Regions from separate parts of the Homo sapiens genome. Here region 1 is linked to region 2. Evidence: chromatin loops called from intact Hi-C (ENCODE). Cell type or tissue: OCI-LY7. All regions are shown on one strand. Each heading gives the region's core, and the rest is flanking DNA. Links, peaks and the distances in the headings are about the cores only.

Region 1 (2,927 bases), core at 95-2,594, 330 kb after region 2:
ACCCATTACAACACTGAAATAATTGCTTTTCTGTTTTGGAAAGAGTAATAATAATGAGAATGAAATGATGAATGGATTGAGAAGAAATGATGTTTCAACAGGATCATTTGAGAAAGGCCTGCAATCTTGATGGTAGCAAAGAAAACAGAGTTGGTCAATATGGGAAAACCATTACCTATTGTTGTCTTTGGTGGCTCAAATCTAAAGGTAACAGGCTGCAGAACTATGCCAAAAGCAAGCCAAAGGAACATATTTATGAGAATTACTACCTGGCAAAGTCAAAATAGTTTCCTTATTTTTTAGATGCATTGATTTAATAATTTAAATGTTCTCTAAGAATTGTAATAAATAAGAGAAAATTCTTCACATTAGATGCCAATCAGAGAACTTAGTTTAACTAAAACTTTGAAGTTCTCATTCACTGTCACTTTGGGGAAAATTTCGAGTAGGCACCCACTTTTTTTTACTTAAAAGTACATCCATAGTTGTAATGTAGCTACATTTACATTTTGAAAGGATATAAGCGTTGGCTTAGTTAACAATGATATTTATAATTTTAGCGTGATCTACTCAATGAACCTATATACTATTCCCTCACTTCACCAAGGAAAAATATTTCAACCAGATGATTCAATTTACCCACAAGAAATATGCATTTTATACCCATATTTTTTCTCTAAATTTCTTCCATATCACAACCATTAAAAATATATTTACTTCAAGAATTTTTTTTTTTGAAAAATATACTTCTTAGCCAGAAGGATGAAATAATTAATTTACCAGGTTCGCTCTGAGAGACCTCAGGGTATGGTTTATGAGGAAGGAGCACATCTTTTGGAGCTGAAAGAAAAAGATTATAAAACACTGCATACTCTAAATAACCCAACTGGAGTGAGCTTAACCCACAGATATAAAAATCCCAGAAAGCATGAATGAAGCAAAAGTATTTTTACAATGGTTAATGACCAAAGTTGAGAAGATGCCTGTTTTCTTCAAAATGGAAAAATGTTACCGTGCAGGGAAGGTTCTGGTGGCAGTGAAACAGAAACGAAGTCAGTCACAGTTCATTTTGAAGTCTTCCTTGAGGAAGAGGAGGAGATAGCTAACATAATTAAACAATGAGGTAGAGCTCCCTCAAGTGGCTTTCAAAATAGAAAGTCAGTTTTTGCACAAAGTGGTTAGCTGCTGTTTGATATTCATGCTTAAAGTCCACTAACAGCAACAAAAAATATGTATCTTAGATAAAGTACAAAAGTGGCTACAAATTGGGGGAAACAATAAGAAATGGAAAAATCTTGAATATGTAAGAAGATAACACAGTCTTATTCTAAATGGCACTTACCGTTGCTGGGGGGAGAAAATGAAGCAAAAGGAATCAGCTAGTCATTAGAAGATACCACATGTAAAGTTAATGATAGTGCTTGTTACTTAGTAAATGATAGCTGTTGCCATTTTTGTCTTCTTTAGTGATGTGGCTTCCAGTATATTAGGTGTCAAGCATGCTTGACATAAGCATATGAAAACAAGACAAAAATGTCAGCTGAACAATAGGCCTACTCGTATATGCAGTGCCTGAAATCCAGTATATTTTTTAATGTTTGTGTTCTATTTTAGCAAAATTAAACAGTAGATTGGAAACTTGGTACCGTATTTCTCAGTGGGGAAAATATTAGGGTGATTTGTCTATTTGTTAGTACCAGATTTCTGCAACAAAATCTCATTCCACAAATAGTGTAAAGTACTTCAACTCAGTTTCCCCACAAACCTACCCAGGCCTACTCTCTCAATGAAAGGTTTTCCTACCACACTAAACCTTTCATACACACCAGTGTCTTTTTGTCAGGCAATGTAATTTCCTTGCATCTTATATAATGCTGGAAAAAAAATTATGATTCAGGCTAGAACTCTGCCTCAGAAGAAAGATGAAGAAACTGTTTTTTTTTTTTTTTTTTATTATGAGGTGGCCAAGCACCACTTTACCATTAGTGGAGAAATAGGTTATATAAAATGAACAATCTCTTTTTATTGTTTTTGGGAATCATGTTTAACTTGCATGCCACATCTGTTCTTAGACTAGGCTGCTAAGTATTAGTGAAATTACAATTGTGAAAACTGGTACACTGAACAGAAACTTGACTCAGAACTTTTATGAGCTAAAAGGTAACATCCAAGGGAATTTGAAAATATGGATTGTTTTCTTAAAGAAAAAAGGAAACTTTAAAAAGATTAGTGGTTGATAAGGTAGAGAAAGCCCACCACAATAGTGAACATTTTGCTTTTGCATGTGGTTTTTTTTGGGATTCAAATAGTAACATATGAGAAATTTCCAGCTGTAAATGAAACAAAATGTTTATCTTGAGGCTGAAGAAGGCACTTTGATTTAGCTCTGTGAAGGCCATGAACATTCAAAGCAGCCTTTAGTTTATAAATACTCTAATTAGTTACAGTACTACACCAAACAAAAAGGAGCTGGGATTAAGGAAAGGAGAAGCTGAGAAGAGATGTGGTACTAATAAATCCACCATACTGTAAATACATTATTCACTGCTGCTCTAGTTTACTGAGGAATTTAGGCTGGGGTAATGTGGATTCCAGCTGCTAAAATTGGCACTTTTCTTTTTAACCGTGAAGTGATGATTTAATAAACTGTCATAGCAGACTTCCTAAGCAGGTGAAATCAGTGGAAAGGAAAGAAATAGAAATATTTACAGGAAAGTAATATGAATCATTCTCCTACTTGGTCAACTACAGCTCCAAGAAATTCAAGTTGTTTTTTCTTTTTTTCCTATGTGGCATTCCTCTGTATGTTAAATTGAACAAGAGCACGGTCCCTAAAACGTACATCTTTCATGCTGGGAGAAACTCATCAATGAAAATAATGATGACAATTTTCTGAGAAAGCAGTTTTGATTTCTTTATAATAATAT
Region 2 (2,927 bases), core at 155-2,654:
AAATACGGATTTTCTTCAGAGCTCTGTCTAAGCATTTGCCTCAGTTACCTTATCTTCCCTGGGTAATCTCAAACACGTGCAGGGTATCGGCCACCTATGTGCTGATGGCTCCCAAATCTGTCCCTGTGGTGCAGACTCTCTCCTGAGCAGCACACTCATATATAAAAGCATCCTTTGGACATATTAGTTACAGGTTTCACAGACATCTCAAACTCATCTTTTGAAAGTAAACTGTTCTTTATTGCCCTGTCTGCTCTCCTTCTGCCCCTCTTTCTGTGTTCCCTATCTCAGTGACTGGTAGCATCATTTACCAGTTGCTCGTGGAAGAACTTACCTGGGTTTGAAGCCACTTGTACTCCTCCTTTTCTCCCATTCTCCATCTAATTAATCATCAACTTGTGTCTATTTTGCCTCTAAATATCACTTGGATCTACCGAATTCCCTCTATTCTCATTGCTACAACCTGATTTCAGGCCCTTTATATCTTGCTTCATTTCTTACAATAGAAATAATAATATTTTAGATATATTTGGTTAAATCAAATATATTATGAAAATTAATTATCTTTTTTCCTTATATAAATGTAGTTACTAGAAAATTTAAAACAGCATATATGTCTCATATTATATTTCTATTAGATAGCACTGATCTATACCTTGGCTAACTTTCAAACCTCTTTTTATATTACTAACATTTTAGTTTTTAAGTTTAACTGAGCTTAAAATGTATTTAAATTTAATTAATCCAAGGTGCTATTTTGGGTTAATTGGCCTAATACTAGTTACAACATTTTAAGTAAATTTTGTTATACCTAAACTGTCTTTCTTCCGTTCTTCCTTGTTTCCGTCTTTCTTCTCGAAATAAAAGTGCCCTGTCTATTCATATTCTTTCTTGTGCTATAGTATAGCTCATGTAGGCTTCATTATGTAATGGAATGATTTCCTTACACGTCTGTCTTCCTCTCTAGCCCGTGAACTCTTAGTGAGAGAAACCATATCTTAATCATCTTTCCATTCCCAAAACTTAATAGGCACCTATCACATAGTAGCATCTCAATATATAGCTGGCTTTCCATATGCACAGGTTCTACATCAACAGATTCGACCAATCACAGATCAAAAACATTCAAAAATAAAACCAATAATAATAATAATACAACAATAAAAGACCATCCAAATAAAAACAATACAGTATAGCAACTTTTTGCATAGTGTTTACATTGTGTTAGGTATTATAAGTAATCTAGAGATGATTTAAAGTATGTAGGAAGATGTGAATAGGTTATATGCAATTACTATGTCATTTTATATAAGAGATATGAACATCATCGGATTTTGGTATCTGTGAGGATCCTGGGCCAACCTCCTGTGCATACTGAGCGACGACCATATACAGTTTGAGAGTGTGACTCTAAACAAGCAGGACCCTAAAACTTGAATTAATTCTGCCTATTGTAGGCCAAACACTGTCATAGATGACTCTCTCACAATGAAAAACTGTATTTGGAGTTGATATTTTCCCTCCTAAAATGGAAACTTTTTTTGCTTATAAAAGTAATAGCTGACACACTTTCAAGTAATGCAGAAAACAGTATGACAGCCTCCCAGAAAAGCCAAGTGTTGTTATGACCTTAATACAGCTCATTATTACTGTCAAGACATTCTGGTTACTCTACTCTAGGGGGCAGACTTGAACCAGCATTTGGACAGGTAATGCTGGACGCAAGCCTCAGTGTTTGGCCAAAGACAAAATCACTATCGTTACGTTTTTCTTTTCTTTCTTTCTTTCTTTTTTTTTTTTTTAGAGTCTGTCATCCAGCCTGGAGTACAGTGGTGTGATCATAGCTCACTGCAGCCTTGAGCTCCTGGGCTCAAATGATCCTCCCCACTCAGCCTCCTAAAGGGCTGGGATTACAGGTGTAAGCATCAAATCTCTTAAAAGCTTCTTCACTATCATGAGAAAAACATGGGGGAAACTGCCCCCATGATCAAATCACCTCCCACCAGTTCCCTCCCTCAACACGTGGGGATTACAATTCGAGATGAGATTTGAGTGGGGATTCAGAGCCAAACCATGTCAGATGGTAAACAAAAATCAAAGAAAAATATAGCATAATGTCATGAAGAATCAAAAACAGTTAGGAAATAGAGATAACGGGAATGCTTTTTAAGAGTGAGTTTCCAAAAAAGCCTGTCTGATGAGGTGGTATTTGAGCTGAGGTATGAATGAAATGAGGGAAAAGGGTCTCAGGCAGCAGCGCAGCAGTGTAAAGGCACTAAGGTAAGAGCTTGCTTGGCTTCTTTTAAAAATAGCAACATATTCCTGGAAAGGAGTGCATGACAGGTGTGCAATGGAAAACGAAGCTGGAAAATGCAAAGGGTGGATAATCTGTTACCTAGGTGGTTGTTATTCTAAGTGTCATGGGAAGCTATTGGAAGGTTTTGAGTGAATCACATGGTGTGACAATTTCAGGGAGGGATACATCACAGAGGCAATATTGCTATGCCACTTCAGACATATTAGCATGCTGCTTTCCCAAAGTTCCGTCATTAGTCATTGTTAGCTCTGTGGCTAGAAGACAAAGAAGAGTTTCTTGAAGTGGGAAAAGAAATTATGGTACTCTCCTTCTAAGTTGAGAATATCCTCTTGGCAAACAGCATGGTGCATGAATAGGTTTGTTGAATGAGTGAAAGAAATAATGAATGAAACAACAGTGAAGGCATTTTTTTTTTTGAGACAAAGTCTCACTCTGTCATCTAGGCTGAAGTGCAGTGGTGCGATCTCCTCACTGCAACTTCTGTTTCCCGGGTTCAAGTGATTCTCCTGCCTCAGCCACCCTAATAGCTGGGATTACAGGCATGCCCCAACATGCCTGACTAAGTTTTCTATTTTTGGTAGAGATGGGGTTTTGCCATGTTGGCCAGGCT

Evidence for each region. Peaks named below come from ENCODE experiments on the same cell type or tissue, not always from the same donor. Only the 100,000 strongest peaks of a DNase experiment are listed, where the experiment ranks them.
Region 1: a loop joins it to region 2, with 3 times the contacts of the local background. A loop is called at or near these places in 22 of 110 quality-filtered maps.

What each region holds. Positions count from the first base shown.
Region 1 is chr3:100,795,629-100,798,555 of GRCh38, forward strand. It overlaps ABI3BP (ABI family member 3 binding protein), which reads right to left. Exons shown (of 68, transcript NM_001375547.2): 52 at 781-840; 53 at 176-223. It overlaps LOC124906260 (a long non-coding RNA gene), which reads left to right. Exons shown (of 2, transcript XR_007095986.1): 2 at 1-2,927. Among named protein-coding and RNA genes, the nearest start is that of TFG, 88 kb to the left of the region's middle. RefSeq lists an enhancer at 499-668 and a silencer at 2,477-2,771. In OCI-LY7, for the core only: a CTCF peak has its summit at 1,145 (motif pointing left); no DNase peak of the experiment used is centred there.
Region 2 is chr3:100,461,434-100,464,360 of GRCh38, forward strand. No RefSeq gene overlaps it. Among named protein-coding and RNA genes, the nearest start is that of TMEM45A, 30 kb to the right of the region's middle. In OCI-LY7, for the core only: CTCF peaks have their summits at 1,690 (motif pointing right) and 1,891; a DNase peak (open chromatin) is centred at 1,678.